Linked DNA regions of Homo sapiens: all the other regions are linked to region 2. A link is a loop called in an ENCODE intact Hi-C map of the cell type or tissue named here. Cell type or tissue: heart left ventricle. All regions are shown on one strand.

Region 1 (4,000 bases), 140 kb after region 2:
CCTTCTGTCACCTCCATCTCTGTAACAAGATCTGTGTTACAGAATGACTGATATTAAGGGGTAGATGATTAAAATATTTAGGCATAGCAAGGGCCTTCCCTGCAATCACATTACATGGGCCAAGGTCAACTCCACTCTTGGACCCCTTCTCAAGGAATTCTCAGATTCAAGACTAAGCTCTTCCACTGCCAGGGGGGCTCTGCTTGCTAGGCTGATGAGGCCACCTGTGTCACATTTGCCTCTCTGTCTCCAGTTTCTAGCACCAGTGCCTGACATTGTTAAAAACTCTTTGATGAATGAATGCTTTGGCAAGTCAGGTGACCATAAGGAGCCTATCATGTATTAGGCATCTGCTCTGTTTAGCTCCATTGATTAATCACTTACCGAGTTCTTGTGACAAGCCAGGCCATGCTAGGATGCCAACATGATTAAGGCACAATCTTGTCCTGAAGGGCCTTGCAGTCTAGGGGAGGCCTCACAGGCCAGTGGTTCTGAAAGAGCCTGAAAATGGAAATATGGCCACCAAATGTAGATTCTGAATCTTTCTGGCTGACTTCAAGAAGGCATTTGAGTGCTCTGTGACTTTCTAGGAAAGTTACCAAGGGAAAGATATTTGGATGAAGTGAAAAGCTCAAAAGACAGGTTAGTTAAAAAAATGGTCATTCACTTTGACTCCACAACCTCCCTTCTGGAACTAGTCCCAGAGAAATTGGCCAAAAAAAAAAAAAAATAATAAAGAGAGAAAGACAAAAGCCTGAATGTACAAAGATGTTTATTACTGCACTATTATAATAGGGAACAACTGTAAACCATTTAAATGTCCATCAATAGGGAAAGGGCTAGTAAATTATGGCACAACTATAACATTAGATATGAAAAGTGGAACACAAATGTGTATAGGGTCCTGTGATTGAAACCATATATACATATGAACAAAGATCAGAAATGTGTTAAAAACAATTATATGTATGTGTAAGAAATCTGAAGGTTATAAGAGTCTTTTATATATTTTCCTCACTGGATACTCACAATAATCCTGGAAAATAGGCAGTATGATTGTGACATCCTCTTTTTTTTTTTTTTAAATACATGAGGAATTGGGATTTAGGAAGATAAGTGACTTGTCCAAGTTCAGAGTAGAAAATTTAAACACAAGAAAGACATCTCACCCCAAATTCCTCCTTTCCATTATACTCTCTGCCTCTGGGGAATGAAAATAGTTGCTGGGCAACTTCTGCAAGTTTTTAATCATGGACATAATTTTTAAATTTCAAGTGCTTTTGATAGTAAAGTCAGCTTAAAAAATATATAGCTAAAGCAGCATAAAGAGGTTTTACACACCAAATATCAACAACCACTACCACTATAAAAATCTTAGCTGAGAAGTCAGAAAGTATCGCTCTTTTTTTAAATCTAAAACTAAAAGGATGTGAAATGTGAAATCTAGTGTACTTTCGATACAAATTTATTTCCATTTAAATTATAGAAAACCACTTTGGGCATCTCTTAGTGCTTTTTGTGTCCTGAGTTTACTTACAATGAAAGTCAAGACTCTGCATCATTAATCAGTAAAATTTAACAAATTATCATACTGTTTGGCCAATGAACACAATTGATTCAAGATGATTTCTCTTCCACATGCCAAGAAAAAAAACAATGAACAAATAAACACCATTTACCCAGAATATTTAGCATGTGACCTATTCTGGATTAAAAATATTTCTAAAATGTAGGTATCTCAACTCCAAAATAGGATAATGCTTAGGATAGGATTTGATCCAAACTCAACTCCTCTTGGAGTGCTCTCTTGGGTTTTTTTCTCCATTATGTACATTAAGGAATATAAGATAAGATATATATTTATGAAATTTCAAGTCAATCTTCTCTAATGTACATAAACAATGGAAAGTCTCCACATCCCTCCATCACCAGCAATAGCTCCTGGGAATCTCCTCTACTCTAATCCTTACCACTCTCGACCCCTTTCATGGTGGATTGGACAACCAGATGGGATGCTTTCACTGTGGGCCCTGCCTGCCATCTTTTGAAAACAATTCAGCAGCTTGGATGCTTCTGCCATGTCATCAAGTGAGTTGCCTCTCCTGCGTTCCTCTTGCTCTTTTTTTCCTCACTCCTGTAGAACTTTTGATAACTCTGGCTTGTTCCTAAACTTGTGTTTTTGCTTGCCAAGGAACAGTAAAAGAGAAAGAGGTGACTTATACTAGAAAGAGCATACAGAAAAGCCCTCAAAAAAGATGATCTCCCATTATAATTATCTAACTGTTTATTTCAAATAAGAAACTTTTAAAACAATGAATAACAAATGAAGAGCTAGAGGATTATACCAAATTTGTCTTAGTAGAAATTTGTTTAATCATATAATTATATGAATTTCAGAGAAAGGAAGAAGGAGGTCAATTTTGGACCTCAGAAGACAGGTCTAACTAATAAGGGCAACTTGAAGTCATGGTGTCTGGTTTTGCAAGCGTTCTTTAAAATCAAACAGTGCAACCTCCCACTAGTCCCCTAAGAGACATTAATAGGTACACCTGGGATGGTAGTTCATTGGTCAAATATGTTTGGGAAATGCTACATTCTGTAGTCCTTACTGGAGAATCACAACAATCTGTCAAAAGCTATGAAAAGTGAAGAAGTTAAGAAACTTGCTTTATATTTATTTCATCCTTTTCCAAATTTATTTTGTCCATGGAACCCTTCTGCCTTGTTTAAGAACACCCATTAACATTTCTTGTGAGTAGTGCTATAGCTTTGGTTGACCCAAAATTCACATGTTGAAATCTAGTTATCAATAATATGATTTTAGGAGGTGGGACCTTTTGGGGGTGATTAGATCCCAAGGGCAGATCCCTTGTGAATGAGATTAGAGCCCTTATAAAAGAAGCCCCTGAGAGCTGCCTTGCCCCTTCCACCATGTGAGGACACAGCAAGAAGAAACCATGTATAAACCAGGAAGCCAGGCCCTCACCAGACACCCAACACACCAGCTCCTTGATTTTGGACTTCTCAGCTTTCAGTACTGTGAGAAATAAATTTCTGTTGTTCATAAGCCACACTGTCTGTGTTATTTTGTGACAGCAGCTGGAACAGACTAAGACAAAGGGTGTTCCATGAAACACTTTGTGGGAAATGCAAAGTTGAGTCTTTTCTACACTAAACAACATCTCAGGCTTTTTCAGCAGCTCTTCATAGGAAACTTTTCCAGATGCTTTACCTTCCTCGTTCATCATGAGGTCTGAGGCTTGCGGAGGGCAGATATGCATAGAGAGGAGAGAGGAGTTCTGAGATGAAGTTAGAAGAAAATTGGCCACAGACTATGTCTACTTATTTTGTCAAGAGATACAGCAGTAGTGAATTGGGTGGGTTTGGAAGTAAAACTCAGCCTCCTCAAATTCAGCCCAGTCTTCCCCATTTAGGTACATTCTGTTTCTCTAATACTGTTCTGTTTTCTTGTCCACTTCCTGCTCCTTCCATTGCAAGGAGGAAAGGAGGGGAGGGAATGGAGTTACGTGTATGCGTGACCACACTTTTCCCATGCAGAGGAACATGGTGTAGTATTTGAGGGATGTCTCTGACTATTTATGGAATTGCAAAGGGTCTTCAAGGGCCTCAGCCCCCAAAAGAAAGAGAGAAAGAGGGAGGCAGAGAGAGAGAGAGAGAGAGAGAGAGACAGAGAGAGAGAGAGAGAGAGAGAGATTTTGTGCTCTTGGGGTTATTTCCCAAAGGCTGCCATTCCAGGGGAAGAGAAACAACCTGATTGAACCTAATGTCAGCTCTGCATGCCATTCTCAACACCAAGCTCTTCAGTCCTGCTCCTCAGAGCACTCTCCCTTCAAAGGTGCCTCACCACCATTTACTCTTTCAAATTCAGGTTCTTGTGTGTTCTTTTAAATTTTCGCCCTTGCAGAATGGCCATAATCCAAAAATAAAAAAATATAGTAGATGTTGGTGTGGATGCGGTGAACAGGGAACACTTCTATAC
Region 2 (4,000 bases):
CAACATGAGAAGAGACTAATACAGAGTCCTTTGTTAAAATAAATTTTATGAGAATATTCAAAAGAAAATCAAATACACACAAGGGTGCTCAGTGGAAGTTGGGCTGGTGACTCCAGACATTCACTCTACTAACTTCTTACCTCTGGCAGCTGCAGAGGGAAATTGGAGGAAACCCAGGGGCTCCATGGAGCACGGATTCAAAACCACTGAACTGAATGAAGTGCCTTCCAGCTCAAACACTTCATCTCTACCTTTGATGTATTTCCTCAAAGGAATTGTCATATATGGCACTAAGTTCCATAAAGTTTTATTCCTCAGAATCCTTTATAGAGCTCTTTTATCTTCTGACAGCTCTGCATGGAAGCCATTATTAAGCTAACTTTGTTCGTGGGCAAATTTTAAATCTATTTGCCCAAGGCATTTGACAGAGACACAATCAGGGCCAAACTGAAAAGCAGCAAGCTTTGCCTTTGGTACCCAGACAGAAATAAGAGACTACTTTTAACTTTTGTTTCCACTGTCAGTCCTGTAACTCATCATGCAGATTCCATTTGAGTTATCATGGTTTTTTTTTGTTTGTTTTTGGTTTTTGATGTTGTTTAATTCTAGCTTCCACATAACTGAGTTTTCAGAGCTAGAAACCATATATGGTGAACCAGCCCTCATAAATGTTACACAATTTTATGTATTAGCTACACAGAAGTTGCTGAAAAGCCTGAAGGGAAAGCAGATGGTTAAAAAAATACTCTTGTCTTTGTGAATTTGGGGAACTTTGCTATGAGAAATTACAGATTATTATTTTCCTTGTTATACCTTTAGTCAAACAGATGGCATGAGACAGCGAACAGGAATTCTACACAGTTTCCATGGCAATTGTTGGAGAGCCCTGGCCTATTTGTAATGATGTGTAGTGTAGTATCTAGGGCAAAGGTGAAATTGTGGGGTTTCATTCTGCAACACCTACTGATTTTAAGCCATTCAGATGACATTTGTTGGGTTCCCATTGCCTAAAAAGCAATGTCCTAGTTATTGGGGGTCGGGTGGGGAAGAAGATATCAAAGAAACTGAAGCATTGCCTTTTCTTTATAGACATTTGCTGTATTGAGTAAACTACATATGAATAACATAAGAACACTATACAAGATATAATGAAACCAGTAAATGTGTCATTAATATAGGATTTCTTTCTTTAAACAACTGCTGTCCAATTAAGCAGTGGCCAAACCACAATCCTTAAAAACTGGGTGAATTATCAGCTTTACTTGTGGACTATGTAAGAAGTATTATAGCCCTATGGCCAAGAGAACATGTTCTGAGCAGACTGTCTGTGTTTAAATCCCGGTTCCGCTATTTATTAGCAGGGTGACCCTGTATTAGTTGTTGAACTTTGCTGTTTCTTGGTTTCCTCATCTATAAAAATGGGACTGACAATGGTATTTAGTTCATAGAGTTATTAAAAGAATAACATAAGTTAACTGGGCATGGTGGCTCATGCCTGTAATCCCAGCACTTTGGGAGGCTGAGGTGGGCAGATCACCCGAGGTCAGGAGTTTGAGACCAACCTGACCAACATGGTGAAACCCCGTCTCTACTAAAAATATAAAATTAGCTGGGCACGGTGGTGCATGCCTGTCATCCCAGCTACTTGGGAGGCTGAGGCCGGAGAATCGCTTGAACTGGGAGGCAGAGGGTGCAGTGAGCCGAGATGGCGCCATTGCACTCCAGCCTGGGAAACAAGAGCAAGACTCTGTCTCAAAGAAAAAAAAAAGAATAACATGAGTTCATTCATGAAAAAAGCTTAGCTCAGGGTAGGTAATCAGTAGGTGTTGAGTATTAGCAAGAGGTAAAATCCCTCAATGTAAGTTCCTTCACTGATTTTCAAAAGGCAAGACGCATCTGAGCTGAAGTAAAGAAAGAGCAGAGTGGTTAAGATGATACTGTTATCTAGTTGACAAGCAACTTAATCTCTCTGAGCCTCAGTTTCCTCATCTGTAAAACAGAGACTACTATACTCACCTACTATAGTCACCTCATGGAGAGAAGATGGACCCCTCACCGAAGATTTGGCTTGGATGTTGGGACTAATGATCACACACACACACACACACACACACACACACACACACACAAGGTGTGAAAAGCTTTATATTTCACACAGTAAGGCTTTCGGGGGGAAGTAAAGTGAGCTTCCAAGAGGTCCAAGAATGGTTTAAGGGAGTGGGAAACGGAGGCTGGCCTTGGGGTTTTGTGGAGGTGGGAGAGTGGGGCTGGGCGAAGCTTCGCTCTTGCAGCTGGGTTTACATGGATGGGATGTCCCACCAGCACCACAGGAGGGCGCACCTGTGCTCTTTCATCAGCTTGCCCAGATGTGGGGCAGAAGTGGGAGGGTTTGGTGGAGTTTGAAAGCTTTCATTGGCTAAACATCAAAAATGCCGGTGATTCTTTATCACACCTCCATAGAGCTTTGCTGTGAGGATTAAATGAGATTACACAGACTCTGTCTTTAATTTAGTAGCTGGTAAACAGTAAATGCTCAATAAATGTTACCCTGTGAAATAAACTTTTTTTCTTAAAAAACTTCAACTTTTAAAATGTCTCCTAAAAAATACAAGAAGCAACACCTGCTTTTTCTTTGCTCTACTTGTTTATACTAGATTTGTTTTGAAACTTCAATATAATCTCTACATGTGAAGAAAAAATTACCAGCAGTCCCCCAGCGATGAAAAGGCTGTGTACTAAGCATTCCGTTTTAAATTGATTGTCACTTGGAACACTCTTTCCCATAGAAACAATGTTATAAATAGAGTTAAGTTCCCAGAGGGACCCACAAATTCTTCTTAAAGTGTAACATAGCTAAAATAGTCCTTGACAGAGCAGGAAACTGAACCCTAGATCACCACCTGGGCCTCTCAGAATCCCAGACTCCACTGGCTCAAGGTGACCCTGGGTGAGACTCGACCCCAGGATTTGTGAAAACCTTGACAAAGAGAAGCTGGCTGAGTAGGATCTGAATTGAGCACAGTGTGTTTGGTGGGACCCCACTGGCAGTGATGACTGCACTTCCCAGCAATCCCTAAATTGGACTCTAATGGGATCATCTTGTTGAGCCTCAGATCTGTCCCACAGCCCTGTGGGTGGAGTGGGGCTTGTCCTTAAGGGAAGGGAAGCTCTTATTCCCAGCCATCCTAGGAAGAGGTCAATCCAAAGGCAAGAAATGAACTGTGGTGGGCCTTAGCCTAGGGTGAGGGGACAACATGGTCCTTTTTCCTGGAGTTAGGGTCTGAGGCGTGGGGAGGCCTGGAGTGGGTGGTTGGGCAGAACTGACTCTGGTTACAGGGAAGATGCCAGGACCATGTCATGAGCCAGCTCAGGAACCCACCCTAAAATGGATGTGGGCCTATGTCAAGGAGGAAAGTTATTTTTTGGTGCTATCTCTCTAGTTTCTACCTCCACGTGCAATGGCAGAGCTTGGCTCTTCTGAGGTGTGGGGAATTATGGGAGGTGAGGTTGGGTGGAAGAGATGTCAGCAGCACTGTGAAAGAGGGGATCTGAGGATGGAAGATGGTGAGCTTCAGAAGGGAAGAGCAGCAGTGTTAGCCCAGCTGAGGAGGCAAAGGACAGCAAGGGCACACCTGCAGAAGCAGAAAAACATCAGCACCTCACACAGCACTTACGATGTACCAGAGACTTTTCCAGGCATTTTATAAGCATATTCAAACCTGTTAACCACCCTATGACACATTATTAGTACCCCCTTTTACAGATGGGGAAAATGAGGCATGGAGAAGTTAAATAACCTGCTCAATATCAGACAGCCAGTAAGTGACGGAGCCAGTAATTAAGCATTGGCAACTTGCCTCCCGAGGCTGGGGTCTTAACCAAATAATTTATTCTCTTCCATACACAATCATTCACCAGGGACAGCCCCAGAAATATTAATACATGGAAAGGCATTGAATAATACACAAATGAAGTTAGTGAATTAGGGCTTTTTAACACA
Region 3 (4,000 bases), 130 kb after region 2:
AACATGATTTCAGTTTTCAAAGACTTTGCAGTGCAGTTTAGTTCTCAAGTTTTGTATATACTGTTGAGGGTCAGATCTATTCATGCCCAGATCAGAGGTGAGCCCAGGAGTTTCTACAAAACTTTAAAAGTCATTTTCCCTAACTTCACCCTCTTTCTTGATATCCCTGATAATTTTCAGCTTCCCTGGGACTCTTTTTGGTTCTCTGACCAGAAATAAAGTTGGGGCTTTATTTACTCTGTTCTGCCATACACGTTCCATGTCTAATATTTATATATATATATGTGTGTGTGTATATATATATATATGTGTGCATGTGTATTATATATACACATGTGTATATATGTATATATATGTTCATGTCTAATATTTTATATAAAATATTAGAATGAGCTGGGGTAGACTCTGAGCTGTTGTGGGTAATCTGTAGCTGTTTGATCATCTTCTGAGAAACAGCTGTCATATATATATATGTTATATATATACACTCATATATATGGGCAGACATGGAGAGTATATGGCAGAACAGAGTGAATATATATATATTTTACATATATAATATATATTTATATATTATATTATATATATTTATATATATAAGCAGACTTATAAAGATATATATATATTTATATATTGAAACAGCATCTTGCCCTGTTGCCCAGGCTAGAGTGCAGTGGCATGAACACAGTTCACTGCAGCCTTGTCCCTCCTGTGTTCAAGAAATCCTCCCAACACAGCCTCCCAAGTAGCTGGGATCACAGGTGTTTGCCACCATGCCTGGCTAATTTTTTCAGTTTTCTTGCAGAGACAGGGTCTCACTTTGTTGCCTAGGCTGGCCTTGAACTCCTGGGCTCAAGTAATCCTCCCACATCAGCCTCCCAAAGTGTTGGGACTTCAGGCATGAGCCACCATGCTCAGTCTACCCACGTTTTGAAAGAAATGGGGTTAATGAGTAGGAAAACAGAAGAAAAAAGAGGCAACAGTGTTTCTCCCTAGTCTGTTGGGACCACCACTTCTCCAAGTGGCAATGAAGGCTTTCCTCCCTCCAAGTTTTAGGCTCTTTTTGGCCATCTTGGATTGTTTGGGAGCTATGGCACAGAGAGTAAAGAAGAGAAAGGGAAAAAAACAAAATGAAAAATGAGGAATCTCTCCCTCCTCCCCCAACATACACACAGAGACTCTCTCTGACTGTTAAGTTCCTCGAAACAGAACTAGAGGACTTTCCTGTCTGCATTCATGCCTGCTTCCAGGTTGCAGGCTATGTTGGGTTCAAGTGGAAGAATACTGGACAGACAAAAGAGAAACTCATCATCAGTTCACTGGTGTCTTAAATTCTGGTCTTCTCCAATCTATCTACTATTATTTACTTTTTCAGAGTCCTCAAATAGCTTGTTTCGTACATCTTGTCTAGACTTTATAGCCACATACAATGGGGAAGACCGTGGATGAAGTGTGCTTACTCCATCTTACTCAAAATCAGAACTAAATGGGAAGCTTTTTCAACATTCAGATTCCCTGACTCCACTGTAGACCTAATGAATCTGAAAGGGGAGCTGGGAAGTGGGAGATAAAAGGTAGATTTTTGGAAAGCTCCACAGGAAATGTTGATACACATCTGAGGTTGACAGTCATGTCTCAAAATATGTTCAAACAGCTACAGATTACCTTCAACCGCTCAGATTCTATCTTTTTTTTTTTTTTTTTTTTTTTTTTTGACAGAGTCTCCCTCTGTCGCCCAGGCTGGAGTGCAGTGGTGCGATCTCGGCTCACTGCAACCTCTGCCTCCTGGGTTCAAGCGATTGTCCTGCCTCAGCCTCCCGAGTAGCTGGGACTACAGGTGTGTGCCACCACGCTCAGCTAATTTTTTGTGTTTTTAGTAGAGACAGGGTTTCGCCATGTTGCCCAAGTTGGTTCTGAACTCCCGAGCTCAGGCGATCCACCCACCTCAGCCTCCCACAGTGCTGGGATTACAGGCATGAGCCACCTCGCCTGGCCAGGAACTCTGGGTTCCTAATCAGAGAGTAAATGTCTCCATGAGCCAAGCACGTGATGTGTGGTAAAGCAGCCAGCTGGATATGTGACAACAGAGAATTATGGGGACAATGATGAACTAGACAGCCTGTGTGGCTGTTAGAAACAGCCTCCACTCAGCTTCAGACAAATATTGCTATAGGGAAATGTAGGCCCAGTACTGCCAGAACTGCAATTTTTCAATAATACCACAACAACTTGGATTTTTATATGAAATATCCCCATTTTTAAAGGTTAGCAACATAATTCAAAAATAAAACTGCAGAGAATGTTTACTACTTTTAGTCTAGAGAGATACTGGCAGCATTTCTACAAAGTATTGTGGGTGTGTATATACAGTATATGCATGTGTGGGTAAAATGTGTGAGAGTGTGTGTGTGTGTGTGTGTGTGAGTGTGTGTGTCCCTTTGAAAAATTGATTCCTATCCTTGAGATGCCTAGAGATCCCCTATCTGTAGAAAAACCATTTGTTGTTTAGCAGCTTTGTAATACAGTATCGTGTAAAGCACAACACCAATCTGAAAGAGATATTCACCAACTTGTAGACTGTTGCCTAAGCATTGGGCTCCCTGAGGCTTTACTGTAAATTCCTTCCTCTTTAAGGCACACCATTTCACGAAAGTTGCCAAGCTTCCTTTTCTCCACTAACAATATCCTCTATCAGAGTCTCTTCCTTCAATAAGTACCCAGATGTAATAAAACAAGAGGAGAAAATTAATAAAAGAGAGAAAAATCTCAAAAATGATCATTAATCTATGTTGCCAAGAATTTTTAATTTGCATGTCACTGACAGGTATGTGTCATGATCTCATTTGATTTTAATTTCAAAGTGATGTGAACTGATGGAGATAATGAAGCCAAATGTATGCTACAAACACATTTTCATATACAAACCAGTTCTTAATTATTATCAATAATGGAAACTCAGGAGTTAGCTATGCATAAATACAAAGGCATTTTTAAATTTTAGTGAAGAAATTCATTAATACACTTATTTCCAAGCTGGTTCACTTAGCTGATGGGAGAATATTGCTATCACAATTAAAGTTAAACTCCTGAATGAGTCAGGAAATACATCTGGGTGGATGGTAGAGGGTAAAAAGCTTGGACCTTGGAGTCAGATAAATCTGGTTCTGAATTCCACAACCTTCACTTTACTAAAACATGACCTTGAGCTCTGGTTTCATCTTCTGTAAAATGTAGTTAATATCGAATTTTAAAAATCAGCTTTCCTGGTTGCAAGGAAAAAAGCCTCAACTCAAGTAACCTTGAATAACAGGGCAGGATTTTGTGAGATGAAGTGGTTGGTACAAATACACTTGGCAGTGAGGACACAGAAATTTCAATCATGAGGCCAAGCCTTCAAAGACATACAGGAAATGCTAAACAACCAGGTCTCAGAAAGAGAAAAAGCCTCATGTTGTTCAGAACTAAGGAGTGTATACAGTTTGTCATTGGCTTGTCATCACCTTGACCCAGATACTCCTTCTCTCTGGCTGCTCGTCTTCATTCTATAAGTACATTTTTTATCTTCCGGGTCCTGCTTTCTCATCATTCTGGTTGTGTATAACTTCCACGATCATCTTGACCTACCAGCTTCCCTCCGCCAATGACCTGTAAACTACTCCCACTAAGTCTTACCTACTTCTTATATATTCAAATTACTAGGTTCAGGATTATTAAAAACAAGACATGATAGGCTTGGTAATTCCCTGTTTGGGTAGAGCTTTTTGCTGTACCTCAAAGGACACTGACCAGTTTGTAATAGGCTACATTTGTGCTGGTTGCCCACCTTTGGGCTAATCTGTTATGGCTCAAGGGTGAAGTCTTGCTGTGGGAGCTAAGTTATGTGGTGTGAAATAGGCAGGTGGGTCTCCGGGTTAGTTCCCTTAGTAAGTGTGAGGATGTTGGTGCTGGGGCTGACATTTCTGGCACAGTAACTCCTTCAGGCCATATCTAATATAGGCAT
Region 4 (4,000 bases), 230 kb after region 2:
TGAACACAGCAACATCCAGCTGTCTGACACGAAAGTCTCAGGGGCAAGAAAACCTCTATATGAACTCAGAAACAATGAGCTAAGTTGTGTTTATGTCTGAAAGGATGTTAAGAACTTCATTCATGTTACATCAGAGCCAACAGAAAGAACCAACAGGAAACCTGTACCCAACAAACAGAAATGACAAGATGAAGGGAAAGCAGAGGTAAGGGCTTACCTTAGAAAGGGCAAGTGATTAGCTCAATATGCAATACAATGTTTGCTCCTGAGCCAAAAATTTGTACAATAATTTGGATATTACTTGCACAACCAGAAAAATCAGCCACTCATTAGGAAAATGTGTTTCTGTATAAGTCTTAGGACTCAGCTATCTATAATAACATGAAAAGACAATATTTTCATCCAAAATGAGTATTTTTGTTTGTCTTGGCTTGTTATTCTAATGTCAACAGCCTCTAAATAAACTGTTGAAGTACATGATATAACCACCTCTTTCTCCATCTTTCCCATTGCTCCCATAGGGTTTCAGTTGTGCAATTTCACCATTAGGAAAGCTTTTTGCTGAAATCTGGCTTTTCAAAGGGAGAGTATCCAGAAACAGAAGATGCTGATCTGGGAGGCTCTTCCTAATAGAACTGCCGCTTCAGTTTAACTTGAAAAAGCCCACACCCAGTTCCTAATGACAAACATCTGAACACCGGGTCTTCCCACGAGCAAGACCATGCTATGCCTCCTGCTCGCTCTGTTCTATAAGCAACCCACAGATTGCTCCCTGTGAAGAGGAGCCTGCCAGGGGAGCAGCATTCCACCAGACCCTGATTTAGCAAGATATTTCCGTATCATTCCCCCAACCAGCTGGAAGTCCTCCACTGCTCTTGTGTAAAAATCTAACTCATCTCGCTGAATTTCCTGATTTAAAAGTCTGATTCATTTCACCAAAAGTGTGACAGAAGGAAACCAAGTACACCATCTCTCTCTTACCAAACCAAAGCTATTGCATGTGCATTCTGGGAGAAAAAAATGGTCCAAATATGTTATGGAGGGGGTGCCAGCCCAGTGTCATCCTCTTACTATTGCCATAGGATCTTGGCTGATGGCATCAGAGGAAAAACAAGTTTATCGATTACTTTCAACCATTAAGCTCACTCCTCCATGAAAAATAAGTCACAAGTCCAATGTCTCTTATTAAAATAAGCACTGCAAAATATAAAGGAGTCACAGTTTTAAAATGGGACACATGTTCTCTAAGCGGTGAACCACTTTAGAGGTGCACTGTTTACATTGTATAAAGTCCCCTGGAGCCAGGGTTAGGAAGCGCATCTGTTCTTTGGTGTTCTGGGATGAAGGAGAAAGGAAAAAGGGCTGCCAGAAGTGAGTGGGAAGGAGCCCATGAGATAAAGGAAGTAAATCCATTTGCTGATTGCAATAATAATGGTAATACACGAAGCTATACATACATACATACATGCAAACTTTCACATTTTTAAAAAAAAGAACTGAAGGCTTCCACACATGTAATCAGCCCTTATGAACTCTCCTGATTAGCTGCAAGGAAATCTTCCCTTCTCCTTTTTCCTGCACCATCCTGGGCTCCCTTTTGACTTTTTTTTTTTTTTTTTTAACTTATAAACGATCAGCTCATATTCTGAAGTTTGTAGTCCCCTCCCGCCCCCTCTCTCTCTACACCGCTCATTTACATTGGCAGCTGTCGTGCTGCTGGGCATCCTCAAACCCACCAGTTTCCCTTTTATGTTTGAGCAGACAAACATGATCATGCACTAGGCATCACTGTGCCACTCAAAATGCTTTTTTGTTTTTTATTGCATCTGAGAGAAATCTCAAGGTTGCAAACCTGGAGTCAGAATTGTCTCCATGTGTCTCAGTGGGAAGAGTATCGTGTGAAGAAATAAGTTGATTCTACTAATCAAAAGGAATTTTTTTTGATATCAGGTCATCCTCCGAATGAATTTATATTACCGAGTGGAGGGTCACATGAAGAAAATGGTCAAACAGCACCACCTACAGCAAGAGCTGAGAAGTGCAGCGGAGCCGGGCTGAGTCAGGAAAGAAAAGCAAGCTGGGGCCTGGCTCAGCGCTCTCCCCTCTGCTCCTGTCTGCACGGAAAGATTAGGATGACAGTGGCAGGAAGCCTGTGCACCTAGTATGCATCACTTGAAGGGAACACACAGATTCCAGTAAACAGTTGGAAGGAAATGTTAATACCAGGCTCTGCTAAACAATATGAAATGACTCCTAGATGAGACAAGTGACTTTCATCAAAGTTTCCTGATACCTGAAAAGATAGCCCAGGGGATCCTGCACTACATCTGGTGTATGTAAATTAAGCGGGTTTTTTTCCCCTTTGTAATCAAGGCTCATACACAAACAAAATCACACTTTAGAAACGGCCTATTTCAACTTGTAACTAGCTTGCTTTCAGGGGCTCCAGGTCAAAAAGAAATAGAGCACAAAGACGCTTTCTCCTTAGGGATCATACACAAATTCACTCTGTCCGTTTCTTTCCCACATGGAGCAACAAAGCCATCAGACCTCTCCATCCACCCATCGGGTCCTTCCTGATTAAAGTGAGATAAATCACAGCCCTCTCTCTCCAGATGGCAGGCGACAAGAGGGGGATGCTTGCCTCAAGAAGTCCTCCCCATCCCTCTGCATTCATGCAAGCCCGAGCGGAGAGATGCAAGAAATTATGGATGCATTTTAATTCCCCAGACCCTGCAATTAAAAATGGAAATTTTTTGGCCACGCGTGTTGGCTCACGCCTGTAATCCCAGCACTTTCGGAGGCCGAGGTCGGCGGATCACCTGGGGTCAGGAGTTCGAGACCAGCCTGGCCAACATGGTGAAACCCTGTCTGTACTAAAAATACAAAAATTAGCTAGGAATGGTGGTGGGCGCCTGTAGTCCCAGCTACTCGGGAGGATGAGGCAGGAGAATCACTTGAACCCGGGAGGCAAAGTTTGCAGTGAGCCAAGATTGCACCACTGCACTCCACTCTGGGTGACAAAGCAAGACTTCATCTCAAAAAATGTTTTTAAAAAATGGAAGTGTTGTTCTTTCATTTGTAAATGTGTTTTGGTAAAAGAGGGGCAGTTTAAGCAACCCTTTTTATTGTCTACATTGTTAAAATTCATCAGACATGGACTCTTGACTCCGTTTTGCCTGGGCAGACCCAATTCAAGCATTTACAACAGCTATAACCTCCTCAAATCAAAAAGAGGAATCAGCATTATTGCTAAGTTCAAATAAGGTCTTGTTTTATTTCATTTTTATTTTTGAATGCAGCCATTCCTCCAGGTGCTATCATCAGGTAAGATTGTCAGTCCTGATTAGGTAAAGGTATTATTACAAAATGCAATTCTTAAAAATTCAGTGCCTAACTACACTTTTAATAAGCCTTTCCCCCTCCCCTATGTATTCTCCCTTAGACACCCCTTCTCAAATTTAAAATCACAGAAACTAAAATATGATGCCTAAAGAGAGCCTAGCGATTGCCCAGTCCTCTAATTTGATGAGTGGGAGTACTGAAGCCCAGAGGAGGTCAAGTAATTTGTTCCCAATGTCTTAGATAAGAAGAAAATGACCAGCTGGGATATCCCACTCATGTCAAGGCAGAGGCACAGGGCCACAGACTGTGGTTGAATTGTGCCACACTCCTACATCCTTCTTTAGGAATCACAGAACATTCCTGTGTTGAGTCGGAGTCACTGACTTCCTTTTCAGGCTGATTGAGTTCTGTCCTTACGGGCTGCGACAAGAAGTTTTGGTATTATGCTACACCAAGACCATTTATCTAGTTCAAGAAATGAGCACAGTCCTTAGAGCCCAGCAACTTTCCCCATGTCCAGTAAATGTAGCTTCTCCATTAGAAGCTGTCAGAATGGAGCCTTCTGGCTCATCTTGATTTTGATTTGTGCAAGAATGAATGGTTGTGCTAAGACAGCTTTCCTAGCTGATAGTGAGCAAAACTTTTTTCTCATAAT
Region 5 (4,000 bases), 61 kb after region 2:
GTGGTTTTATCTTTTCCTCTGGCTGTTAAGCTGGTGTTTTTATTCTAATGCTTTGACATCTTGGGGCCTGGCTGACTCTGGAAGGTTTTGTTCTTCCCAGGGTTAGCTAATTCTTAGAGACAGCAAACAACACACCCTGGAGCTTGCCTTTCAGATGCAAACCAAACACTTCCTTTCTCAGACCCTCACAGGGCTCTCACACTTGGGCCACTATTTCTCTGCCCTAACCACCCCAAGGCTAGGTACCAGCAAATTAGGGACAGTCCCTGTGCCCCAGAGCCTGCTGAAATTATTCAAACAAGCTAATCCTAAACCTTCTCATCATGCTTTACCTTACCTTTCCCAGAGAATCTCCAAAAAGGCTTCACCCACATTTTCCCTTTGCTCATGCTGCCTCCTGTCCGACGCTGGCGCTTCCCTGCGTGGCCCTGTGTGGCGTGTTGGGTCCCCTCCTCTTGGGAACTGTGAGTAACAAACTATCTCTTCAATGGCCGTCATCTCATCATCTGTTGGCCTCCCCATACCTGAATAATAATGAAGTCTACATTTCAAGCCACTCTGTCAGCCTCATCTACCTTCCATCTCATATCATGATGGTATAGTACACAGGCCCAACCTGCCAAAGTATGTCCCAAGTGATGATTTGTACCAACAAAAATGCTCAAAAGTAAAACCAAAAACACAAACACGATACCAGAATTGTATAAACCTTTAACAGCTTTCCCTCCTGCCCAAGGCCTAAGCATTCTGGCTTTGAGATGCTCCTCCCTGGAGTTTGTCAGGCCTGCCAGCGTTCCTGGGAGTCAAAAACAAGGGATGGGAAACTCCCTCACCTGCATCTTGAACAGGAGTTCTCGTTCTGGGATTAGGGCATCAAACTTAAATTCAGCCAAGAGTAGACGGGAGAGCAAAAACAGCCACATTCTCCCCTTAACAGCTCAGATCCTGTATTCCCCATGTGAATGAAGCATGACCGTGTTGGGAAGCCCAGGAAAAGCTGCTTCCAGATGCTGGCTAATTGCACACACTAGTCCAGAGCTTCCTTCTGAAGGCCACAGGCAACCTCCAGGTTCACTGTCAGTCCCCATTTGTTAAGATACACTCTTGTTTATTATATAAGCAAAGCAAATTATTTACTGTACACCAAGGAAGGACACCACTTCAAAGAAAACCTGAATCACCACCAGTTCATGAGACCTGGGTAGCTTTCTCCTGAAAGGCACGGAAATGTGGTTGTGCTGTGCATCTGGGCTAGAACAAAAAGGCTGCTGGGAAAGGCAGATTGTGCTGGACACAGCTTGTCAAACCCATCCATCTGGCAAGAGAAGTGATGACCAGTGACCTCTGGACTTGTGTGACCGCTGCAAATTCATTCATGCTCCTTTTTCAGGCTGAGTAAACAAGATCCAGCAAGACTTGGTGATTTGTGGATATAAACATCACTGGGTTAACCAATAGCTGGTTAAGCATGTGCTTTAGACATGGTAAAACTGGCACCAAAACAAAAGATATTTTGGTAAGAAGTTGATATTTAATATTTTAGAAATTAGAATAGCATTATAAGGAAAAAAATCAAAACATTTTTAGGTTTCCTTATATTTATTTTTAAAGCTAATTTTGTTTTTTATTTTAAACAACATATAGGAAAGTAGAAAGGAGAAATATAATTTTTTTTAGGGTCCAGGCTTTCTAAACTGTAATCCAAGCTTGACCTAAAGCCAGGATCAAGGCATGCCTTTTGGCTCTTCAGTGGTCTGTTCTTAAGACCACTGGTTCTCGGGATAAGCTGGCAATGCCGGTATTCTTGCAAGATTTGGAATTAAGGGCCTCTTTTGTATATATTGCCACAAAGAGAGATTTGAGATGGGCTCTGTCTGTGGGATTAACATGAGTGGTTCACGGTGGCAGTCCATAGTTTCCCACAAGTCCTAGACCATGTGGAGTGTGGATACACAGGGCTTCACATACTCAGTACCTTGAAAGGAGATCTGATCACAATGTTTGGCCAAGAAAAAGGCTTATTGTCATCAAAACTGTAAAAAGCCCTGGTCTATGATAGACACTAGGCCCTGAGGGAATCTCCCAGATTCCCAACCAAGGGAGTTTTTCACATGCCATCAGATGACCAACCCTCCCAAGGAGTGTTCTCAGCTCCAGGGAAAACAATATGTAGTAACGGCAGAGTATGAGTCCAGATTTCAATATCTAAGGAAGAAAAAGAAGGACTGTTTGCCCTGGCGTTTTGTCTGCCTTTCCAGAAAGTACTCATCTAAGCAGAAATAGAAAAAAACCTATACATCTTTGCATCTTTCCAAGTTTAATTCCGCCCCAAGAGCCAGTTATGAAAACACAGCCATACTAAATTCCTTTCAACACCACTAGAGGGAAATCTAACCCACCTGACCAGAACTTGTTTCTTGTTTCTTAAAAAAAAAAAAAAAATTATAATTACAGAACTAAAATTTTAAGGCTGACACATACTTTGAGACATTATCCTGCTCAATACTTTCTACTCTTGCCCCTGTTTTAAAATTATTTGAATATATGTAGGCAAAGAGACTTAGAAAAGCACAAACTAGCCATCCTAATTGGGCAGGAGTCTTGACAGTTGAGAAATTGTTCTAACAGTCAACGTGAATCCCTTCCAGTTCAGCTTGAGTTTATTTCCTCAAATTACATATTCATTAGTTATGGAGAACAGCTGGTCATCTTTCCCGCCTCACATTATTCCTTAAATTCCTGAAGACCTCCAAGTCACGCCTCTCGTCTAAGTGGAATGAGCCAGCTCCTTAACTTGGTCATAGAGTTTAGAGCCCAACTCTTCACCAAGTGTTTCTCTTCTCAACTCTCTCTTCAACACTTTGCCCTCCCCCATAGTTCCAAAGTGCAGCAATACCGACCAAATTCTGAGGAGAAAAATAAAATGAGGTATTTCCTCATGTTTTCCCTCATATATATGGCTATTAATATATCCTTGCTCAGGTTTTCTTTTTAAATAACAACATCTTTTATTTATTTTTAAAATTGAATTTGTTTTCATTTTTAACTACATATGGGAAAGTAAGGAGAGGAAATATAATTTTTTTCAGGGTTTGGGGGGCTATAAACTGTAATCCAAACTTGACCCAAAACCAGGACCGAGGCACAACTTTTAGCTCTTTAAATCATATATACCTAGTATGATCCCCAAATCTTGCTCTCATACACACATGCATGTACACACATATACATATACAAAAATCTTTGTCTTGTCATGAAAGTGAATGGCTAAGTGAATGTGGATTTGCATCACTTCTGAACTCCATTCTGTTTCTCTTTCACATCATATGTATTATATCCATTTCTACTTTATTCTCCAAGTTTTTGACTACTCACTCTAGATCCCTTATGAACTAGAAAAGATATCCAATATGTATTTAGAACATTATTATTTTCATAATGTTTCTGAATCCTATTCATTGCTAATTCAAAATTAGTACAGAAAACTGGTTGTTTTTAAGACGCTATTCACTTTTACAACTGTTGTTAAAGGAAAAACCTTAAACAAATTAAACTTAAGAGTTTAACTGAGCAAAGGACGATTCTTGAATCAGGCAGCCTTCAGAACCAGATAGGTTCAGAGCAACTTGGAGCTGCCACGACGTCAGATAACATTTATGAACAGAAAAAGAAAAGTGAAGTACAGAAAGCAGAAGTGAGGTCCAGAGATAGCTGGATTGGTTACAGCTCAGTTTTTGCCTTATTTGAACATATTTTGAAAAAGTGGCTGCCTGTAATTGGCTGAAACTCAGCCACTGTGATTGGCTGAGACTCAGCTACTTGTCACAAGAGTAGGTTACAGTCTGTTTACACATCCAGTTAGGTCATAGTTCACTATGTATGGAAAAACCTTTAGGCCAAACTTAAATTATGTAAGGAGGCAGCTTTAGGCTAAACTTCTTTTAACAGTGTGGAATAACAAATACATGTGGTGTTTGTCCTCAATTTCTGGCACAGAGCT
Region 6 (4,000 bases), 54 kb after region 2:
GCAAGGAGAACTCCTGGCTGAGTGGAGTCCTGAGAGTGTGTGCTCTTCCCCCTCCCATGTTGAGGGACTGCCAAGGCCCAGGCAGGGACCTCAGTGGCCAGATGGTGGAGGCCCACCCCACTACCTCCTCTCAGGCCCACCCATGGTGAGGTTCACCCCAGGTGGTGATGCTGCTTCTCCGGGAGAAGAGTTCACAGTCTCTCTGTACTTCGCCTAACTGCCACCCCACAGCCTACTTGAGGTAACCAGTTACAAGCAGCACAGTGGCATTCTCCAGCTTCCAGAGGGTACAGCCTTCTAAGAAAGGGCTAGCCCTTGGGAAAGGATCTGAGGACATAAAAGGGAATAGGAGGACTGAAAGAGAGACCACACCTTCTACTAGTCTGGAATTGTGGGGCTTGAGGACTGCCTCTAGAACATTCCTAGAGGATGGATTGAGGTGTGTTAACTATGCCAGATTGAAGATGGGAATGCTGGTCTACTCCAATTTACTTTTTATAGGTGGGTGAGCACCCCCATATTTTTTGATGGCACATAATAAGGACCTTAGTTAAGGTCTTGGGCTCTGAGGCCCAAATCTAGGTTCAAATACCAGGGACACTGTTTAGAAACAGTAGATTGTTCAAATTCTCAGGGCCAAAGTTTTCTTATTTGTAAAACATGGATGGATAGCATGACTACCTATAGCATTGGATTGTGGTGAGAATGAGATATAACACACACAAAACACATAGCATTCTGCCTAGCCCCCATACGGGGCAAGCACTTGATACTATTGTTATTATTATTATTACCATTATCATCATCATTGAAGACAGAAGCCTGACTTGCTATTAATAGAAAAGTAGGCTACAGGTGAGTGGACCAGCATACCAGTCCCAATAAGCTGACCTTTGGTAGATAGTCAACAACCCTTCTAGCTTAAGTTTATTTGCCCATAAAATAAAGTTCATGTTATCTTTTTGATAAAAGATAAAATAAAAAGAGATTAAGAATGTTGGGGTGTTCCCAGCTCTTGGAGTGAGAAAGCCACTCAAATCAGAGGCAACATCTCTCTGTGTCAGCAAGAGGGTCAGTGACACACCCAGTGGGGGAAAGCTTGCCTGCATTTCTGTTTGTGTGCAACAGGCCCTATATATCCAGCCAGAGAGAGTACAATCAGATTGCAGTTGCGTAAGGTGATGTTGACAACAGAAGGAACAGACATCATAGCTTTTGGAACACATTCCTTAAGGGTGTATCAGATTCTAAAGAAGTTAGCAAGGACTTCCACATTGAGCAAAGCTGAGTGGCAGAGTTGAGTAGCAGAAGCAAACTAGAAGAGAACTTCTGCCGTGAGGGCCACCTGAGTCTTACGGAGGAGGCAGTAGTGGGACAGTCATTAACACCAGGCACTAAAAACATGGAAATGAGCCCTGTAAACGAGGAGAGACTCTTCCCCACAATAGAAAGACTATTAGTGAAATTAATGGATGGTTAATGCACACTTTATGAATGCAGTTTGGACAAAGGAACATGTTCTTTTATGGCCTTTGCCTTTAGACTCAGCTGCCATTTAACCTAACATATTTAAAGTGTTTTAAATAATTGACCTTTTCCTAGTAATTGAAGTGTGCTAGACTGTCTACCCACAATTTTAGCAAGGCTTTGTGCCTTGGCAAAATCAAATTAGAACTTTCTTTACCTCATCCACTGTTATTTTGAATCTCTCAGCTCAACTAGTATAATTGTGTGAAGAAAACTGTCTAACACTGCTGAGTTGATATTGAGAAAGGGTTTCTATGGAGATGCAACTTGAAACTGATTTTCTTGTTTCTTTTTTTGTTAATTGACCTGAGAAGCAGGAACAAGTCTTCAAGGATCTTGGCACATTTGTCTGGGTTATTTTCTGCATGCTTTATGATTTTCCTAAATGAGGAAGAAATAGAGGCCAGGCACCCCTATAAATGCATCCTATTTAGTTTGGCATTAGAGGGTTTGTCTGGTGTGGAGACAATGTCAGTCCTGCTAAGCAGAGGTGGAAATAAGGATCCCAAAGGTCATCCATCACAGGACTTCTTGCCCTTTTTTCCCTCCAGTTTTGTTGTTGTTGTTGTTTGTTTGCTTGTTTTTTTGAGATGGAGTCTCACTCTGTCACACAAGCTGGAGTGCAGTGGTGCAATCTTGGTTCACCACAACCTCCACCGCCTCCCAGGTTCAAGCGATTCTCCTGCCTCAGCCTCCTGAGTAGCTGGGATTACAGGCACCTGCCACCATGCCCAGCCAATTTTTATATTTTTAGTAGAGAAGGGGTTTCACCATGTTGGCCAGGCTGGTCTCGAACTCCTGACCTCAGGTGATTCACCCGTCTCAGCCTCCCAAAGTGCTGGGATTGGAGGTTTAAGCCAGTACAGCCAGCATCAGTTTTCTTTTTTTAGAGATAGGGCCTCCTTAAGTTGCCCATGCTGGTCTTCAACTCCTAAGCACAAGGGATCCTCCCCACCTCAGCCTCCTGAGTAGATGGCACTTTATAGGCTAATGCCACCACGCCCAGCATTAGGACTTCTCAAACTTTAATGTGCACATGAATCACCTGAGGAGCTTGTTAAAATACAGAATCTGAGTCAGTAGATCTGGGTTGGGGCCCGAGATTCTGCATTTCTAAGTAGCAACCAGGTGATGTTGATGCTGCTAGTCCAAGAACTACCTTTAGTGTAGCAAAAGTATAAAGCGCTGTTAAAAACAGTGTAAAAGTACTTTCTTTTAAGCTTTTTATCAAATCTTATCCATTAAAAGGAAAGTGAATTCATAATGACTGCAAATTCTGAAAAACATGGGCTGATATGAGTCAGAGCCAGCGGCTTGATTCAACAATATAGAAACACTTACATGGTCAAAGACAGTCTAAAATGTATAACTGGGAAATCTCAGTATATCATCAAAGTATCTTAGCTTTTGTTAAACACCACACTGACTGTCCTGACTGTAATTCCCAAGAATATAATTAAAAGCAAAGAAAGAAAGAATAAAAACAACAGAATTGCTACTTCCTAGGGAAATGGGGTGAGGTTCCTTGGAGACTGGGTTTGAGGATCACTGTTAATGTGACTGAAATGCACTAGAACCTTGTTATCAGCTCCCGGAAGCCCCATTCACAGGGACATGCAATGTCACAGCACTCCCTGGCTTGGGGTCACTACTGAATGTCACGTGTTTGCTTCCCTTTCTTTGTAAGAATTCACCAGGGCTCATATTCATACTTTTCTTTTTTCATCCCATTTATTTCTTAACGTTTTTCCCTTTTCTTCTGACATAGTGCTGCTCTTCTGAAAATCATGTGTAAGCAATTGCTTTAAAAAGAAAAATGAAGAACCCTTCTGACAAGAAACAAAAGACCTGAAAAAGGAATTTGATTTCATGAATACAAACATAATCATTTCCCTTTCATGTTTGGTTGCAATCAAAAGCTATGGAGTTCAACCTCAGAAGCCTCATGCTGGAGATTTCCAGAGAGATTTGATATTTTTTTCCCTAAAACTTCACAATTCATCTATGTATACAAATATACACAAATACAAATGTAATTTTGAAATTTATAGTGTGTATGGTTTACCCAAACTCATGTTGATACATGCTGTACTGAATGTAATCAGAAATTGTAAATAACGTGTCATATTCAGAAACCTATAAGGCAAGGATCAACAAATTATAGGCCTTAGGCCAAACCCTGGCCACCACCTGGTTTTGGTGCAGCCATAAAAATGGTTTTTATGTTTAATGGTTGGGAAAAAAATAAGATTTTGTGACATGTTAAAATTATCTTAAGTCAATTACAGTGCCTATAGTTTTATTGGAATATAGCTTCACTAATTCATTTATGTATTACCTGTGGCGGCTTTTGTGCAACAGTGGCAGTTGAGAAGTTGTAACACAGACCATACGACTAATATTATGGGTTGAATTTGTCTTCCATAAGTGCATACGTTGAGGTCCTAATTGCCAATACCTCAGAATGTGACAT
Region 7 (4,000 bases), 210 kb after region 2:
CCTGAAATTAGGTATCCCTCTTGTAGATGTCCTTGAGATGCTGCTGGACCTGGGAAAGAGGAAACTGGGATATGGGTCTATGCCAAAAGGTGCTTCTAGTTATAGGACAGAGAGGAAAGGGGCAGAGGGAGAAAAACCTGAAGTCTGAGAATCTGGATTGCAGAAGACTACCGAGGTCGTGGGAGAAGGGAGAGAAAACAAGGATGAAAACCGAAAGGGGAAGAGGCATGAAATGTTGTCAAATGCCAAAAGGCATTTGGAGAGAAGTTGGGAATTGCATTAAGAAAACCACTGCAAATCTCATTTCAGACCATTTAGAGATATGCCCCCTGGGAACTGCGAGCTCAGGCTGTTTAGCATCAAACAAATGGATCCACTCCATCCCTACCCTAATTAAATAAATCATTCAGTAATTCCACTGGGTTAAAGAACCAAAATAATAAAAACCTTCAGGGCCTACTCTTGCCAAATATGTCAGGGATCGTGTGTGTGTGTGTGTGTGTGTGTGTGTGTGTGTGTGTGTGTGTGTGTGTGTTCTGAGACACCACTACTGTTAAATAGGCAGAGCTAAGACTTAGGGGACTGGCAGATTATTGCAAAAAGGGCACGGGGCAGAGGGACTATGTTGTGAGCCTGCGAAAGAAGTTTGTGTGGGGACTGTGGGCAGTGAATGCGTTGGGAACAATATGGAAAACTGGGAGCTGCCTTGGAATCTACAGGGCCGGGTAAGAGAATGTCCGAAAGAAAAATGAGCAGGTGCGGGATGTGCGCAGAGTCGGAGAAGAGTCCAGGGCGCCCGGAGTGGCTCCAGGAACGACGGAAACCCCTCAAGGCTTTTGGGGGCGGTGGGTACTAATAGAACCCAGTGTCCGGGGTGCACCGGGGAGGCTGCGAGCGCGGCGGGAGTGGGGCGCTGGAGGGTGAGGACGCGGGAGTGAGGTAGCAAAGCCGGGGCCGGGCAGGGGCCTCCCAACTGGGCCCGGAGGCAGCAGGGGGACAAGGGCTAGGAGAGGGCATGGCGGCGGCGCGGCGGGAAGCGAGGGGCATCCGGACACTCACCCCGTTGGCCGCGGCCATCTGCACCACGATCTCGATGGCCGTCCTGCTAAAGTACCTGCCGTCGCTGCCCACCACCATGGTGCAGCCCTGACGGTCGCGCAGGTCGATGGACGACAGCACGCTCTGGATAAAGTTGGGCAGGTAGTTGCGCTGGCCCTCGAAGAGGCCGGTGGGTCGCCGCAGACCCCCGCCGCCGGCCGGCCGCTGGTCCTCGTAGGGCGCGGTGGGCACTGTCAGCACCGGGATGGGGCTCCCCTCCATGGCGCCTCCTGGCCGGTCCTGCTGCGGCTCCCGGAGCCGGAGGGAATCTGCAGCCTGCCGGGGGCCTCCACCAGCCTGGCTGCGCGCCGGGACTCCGCCTCGCGCCCGGGCCCCCTCTCCAGCAGGTCGGCGCCCTGCGCCCTGCACCCGCCCGCCTGGGGACCGCCCGCCCCTCCTCTCCGCGCGGCCGCTCGGCTGACTCTCTCGGCAGAGATTGCTTCTGCCTTCCTGTAAAGTTTTCTCCCACCCACCTTCTCCGCTGCCAGACCGCCCGAGCTGCCCTCAGTTTCTCCCCAAGTTGGACTCACTTTCGGGGTGTCCCAAAAGCCTGATTCCAGGGCCTGCTAGCCCGACCCCGGTGACGCCTCCACCCGCGCCTGGCCCCAGCCTTCACCCGCGATCGCCGCCCTCCGGGGCACACCCTCCGCCAGAAAACAGCCGGCGGGCGGCGAGACTTTGGGCAGAGTCCGGGTTCCTCTCCGGCGCCCGGCCCGTCTCCCTGTCTCCCTGGGAGTGCGCAGCCTACACACACCAGTTTCTCTTTAGAACAAGGACGGGGAGGGATTTGGGAGGGGGCTGAAACCTTTTGCCATCAGCGAACAGCCTCAGCCAAAAATAACCCTGGAAAGGCGAGCTAAGAATGGTTATCTCCTGCCAGCGCTGAAATCGGAGGCTGGGCGCTGCGTGTGGGGTGTGTGTGTGTGTGTGTGTGTGTGTGTGTACCCTCCCACCCCGACCATTTGTTGAAGGGAATCACCACTGTCAGACTTCAATCCAACAGGACCCACTCGAGCCATCCACACTTTCCCCAGCCTCCTCCAAAACAGCACACTTTCCGGTATGGACAATTCTTTTTTTTTTTTTTTTTTTTTTTCACTTGTTTGTTTGTTGTGGTGGTTGCAACAGCAGCAACACAGACGACACATATTTCCCTATTCTTCTCGCCCTTCTCACCCTCCCTACCCAGCTCCTGCCTTAGAAATAGGCTTTCCTACACTGTATCTGTCCACACTGTCTGAACTCTTCCTTGAATTAATCGTTTTCAATAGGAGGGGGCTAAATCCCTTATTAATGCCCTACCAGGAGTGAATGAATAAAGCCAAGTTAAAGGAGACCTGGGTACCAGATACTGTGCTAGGTTCCTTTGCATGTATCCTTTCATTCTGCTGGAGCTAAAGATTTTCTGCCTCCTCTCCATAAAACGCACCCAAACTCCAAAACCAGGAAATTCTCCATAGAAAATAGGAGTGAAGAGAGAAAAGACTAACAGGATAAAACCCAAAGCAGGAAGAAAGTTCTATCTCCCATTTCTCTCAAGGAATTTTTGGACCCACCAAGGCTACTGTCCTGAAATATCCTGCTGCTTCTCCTTCCCCAAATATTGTCCACTTACTGAGAGTAAGGCTGACTTGCCGCAGGCTTATAAAGTGTTTGGTCACAGTAAGACAACTGTGAGTAATAACACACATTGTATACTGTTTTGCAATTGATTAAAGGCTTTGCATCTGTTTTTTCTTTGGAGGCTGAAGAAAAGAAGAATGGTATTCATGCAGTTCCCATTTTACAGATGAAAACAAGAGGACTTTTTCTGTGAAGTCAAGAAAGTGGTTACAATGGTACTTTCAGCCTGTCCGAATTATGTATTGCCCCTCCCCTTTTTATTAATAACATTGAAGTGTGATGGGACAACCACTGAAGCCGTCTGTTGAAACCTGCTGGGACTTTTTAGCCATTCTCTTCAACATAAAGAATGGGTGTTTTTGGAGGGGGTGAGAGGAATGGGGAAATGTTGTCAAAGAGTACAATGTTTTAGTTGAGACAGGAGGAATATATTTTGTTGAGATCTACAGCACAGCATGGTGACTGTAGTTAACAATGAAGTATTGTGTATTTCAAAATTGCTAAGACAATAAATTTCAAATGTTCTCACCACAAAAAAGATAGGTTTTGAGGTGATGAATCTATTAATTCTCTGGATTTAATTATTCCACAATGTATACATATATCATAACATCACATCATACCTCCGTAAATACATACAATTTTAATTTGTCAATTAACATTTTTTTAAAAGAATAGTGTGGCCAGTCGGGGAGGTAGTTTTTTTTTTTCCTCTAGTCTCTACTCAGTCTCCAAGATCCCATTTCCCATAAAGTTCCTGTCACCCAGGTGGAGTGCAGTGGCACAATCATGGCTCACTGCACCCTCTCCCTCTTGGGCTCAAGCGATCCTCCTGCCTACAGGTACATGCCACCACGCCCAGCTAATTTTTGTAGTTTTTGTAGACATGGGGTTTCACCATGTTGCCTAGGCTGGTCTCGAACTCCTCAGCTCAATCAATCTGCCCACTTTAGCCTCCCACAGTGCTGGGATTACAGGTGTGAGCCACCAAGCCCAACCCATAAAGTTCCTAACTTTTTATCTCCCTGGGAGTGCACAGCCTACACACACCAGTTTCTCTTTAGAACATACTTAAGAGTCTTGGCTTAGCATCCAACAGACAGAACTTTAACACTTCTAGGGATCTGTGCACCTGTCTATGGTGTGGGGTTTTTAAGATCTCTTTCTAATGACACTTTTTTTTGCAAAGCAGGACAGTTTCATTCCCAGAAGAGCAGGTATGGTAAATCCTTTGTTCCAGTAACGAAGACAATGATCCAAACCCTAAGCCTCAGAGAAG

What was found. Hi-C counts contacts between places; a loop is a spot of excess contacts. Peaks named below come from ENCODE experiments on the same cell type or tissue, not always from the same donor. Only the 100,000 strongest peaks of a DNase experiment are listed, where the experiment ranks them.
Region 1: it touches region 2 in a loop (3-fold over the local background); 2 of 110 quality-filtered maps call a loop at or near these places.
Region 3: a loop joins it to region 2, with 2.1 times the contacts of the local background. A loop is called at or near these places in 3 of 110 quality-filtered maps.
Region 4: it touches region 2 in a loop (16-fold over the local background); 14 of 110 quality-filtered maps call a loop at or near these places.
Region 5: a loop joins it to region 2, with 2.9 times the contacts of the local background. A loop is called at or near these places in 34 of 110 quality-filtered maps.
Region 6: it touches region 2 in a loop (2.7-fold over the local background); 34 of 110 quality-filtered maps call a loop at or near these places.
Region 7: it touches region 2 in a loop (3-fold over the local background); 14 of 110 quality-filtered maps call a loop at or near these places.

What each region holds. Positions count from the first base shown.
Region 1 is chr9:68,423,344-68,427,343 of GRCh38, reverse strand. All of the region lies in intron 6 of PGM5 (phosphoglucomutase 5), which reads right to left. Among named protein-coding and RNA genes, the nearest start is that of PGM5-AS1, 67 kb to the right of the region's middle. In heart left ventricle, no CTCF peak of the experiment used is centred here; no DNase peak of the experiment used is centred here.
Region 2 is chr9:68,566,575-68,570,574 of GRCh38, reverse strand. All of the region lies in intron 2 of TMEM252-DT (TMEM252 divergent transcript), which reads right to left. Among named protein-coding and RNA genes, the nearest start is that of LINC01506, 22 kb to the right of the region's middle. In heart left ventricle, a CTCF peak has its summit at 2,335 (motif pointing right); a DNase peak (open chromatin) is centred at 2,334; H3K27ac peaks cover 1,100 bases.
Region 3 is chr9:68,436,001-68,440,000 of GRCh38, reverse strand. All of the region lies in intron 6 of PGM5 (phosphoglucomutase 5), which reads right to left. Among named protein-coding and RNA genes, the nearest start is that of PGM5-AS1, 80 kb to the right of the region's middle. In heart left ventricle, no CTCF peak of the experiment used is centred here; a DNase peak (open chromatin) is centred at 1,990; H3K27ac peaks cover 1,385 bases.
Region 4 is chr9:68,340,750-68,344,749 of GRCh38, reverse strand. LOC102723624 (a long non-coding RNA gene) reads left to right here. Exons shown (of 3, transcript XR_929893.3): 3 at 1,951-2,769. Among named protein-coding and RNA genes, the nearest start is that of PGM5, 14 kb to the left of the region's middle. In heart left ventricle, a CTCF peak has its summit at 1,976; no DNase peak of the experiment used is centred here.
Region 5 is chr9:68,506,030-68,510,029 of GRCh38, reverse strand. The region is part of intron 10 of PGM5 (phosphoglucomutase 5); the gene reads right to left. Among named protein-coding and RNA genes, the nearest start is that of TMEM252, 33 kb to the left of the region's middle. In heart left ventricle, a CTCF peak has its summit at 2,381 (motif pointing right); no DNase peak of the experiment used is centred here; H3K27ac peaks cover 1,207 bases.
Region 6 is chr9:68,512,719-68,516,718 of GRCh38, reverse strand. All of the region lies in intron 10 of PGM5 (phosphoglucomutase 5), which reads right to left. Among named protein-coding and RNA genes, the nearest start is that of TMEM252, 26 kb to the left of the region's middle. In heart left ventricle, no CTCF peak of the experiment used is centred here; no DNase peak of the experiment used is centred here; H3K27ac peaks cover 920 bases.
Region 7 is chr9:68,354,448-68,358,447 of GRCh38, reverse strand. It overlaps PGM5 (phosphoglucomutase 5), which reads right to left and starts at 1,837. Exons shown (of 11, transcript NM_021965.4): 1 at 1,060-1,837. The coding sequence starts at 1,320. It overlaps PGM5-AS1 (PGM5 antisense RNA 1), which reads left to right and starts at 582. Exons shown (of 3, transcript NR_121192.1): 1 at 582-725; 2 at 2,102-2,158; 3 at 2,843-3,284. In heart left ventricle, CTCF peaks have their summits at 1,522 and 1,727; DNase peaks (open chromatin) are centred at 967, 1,457 and 1,707; H3K4me3 peaks cover 2,504 bases; H3K27ac peaks cover 1,826 bases.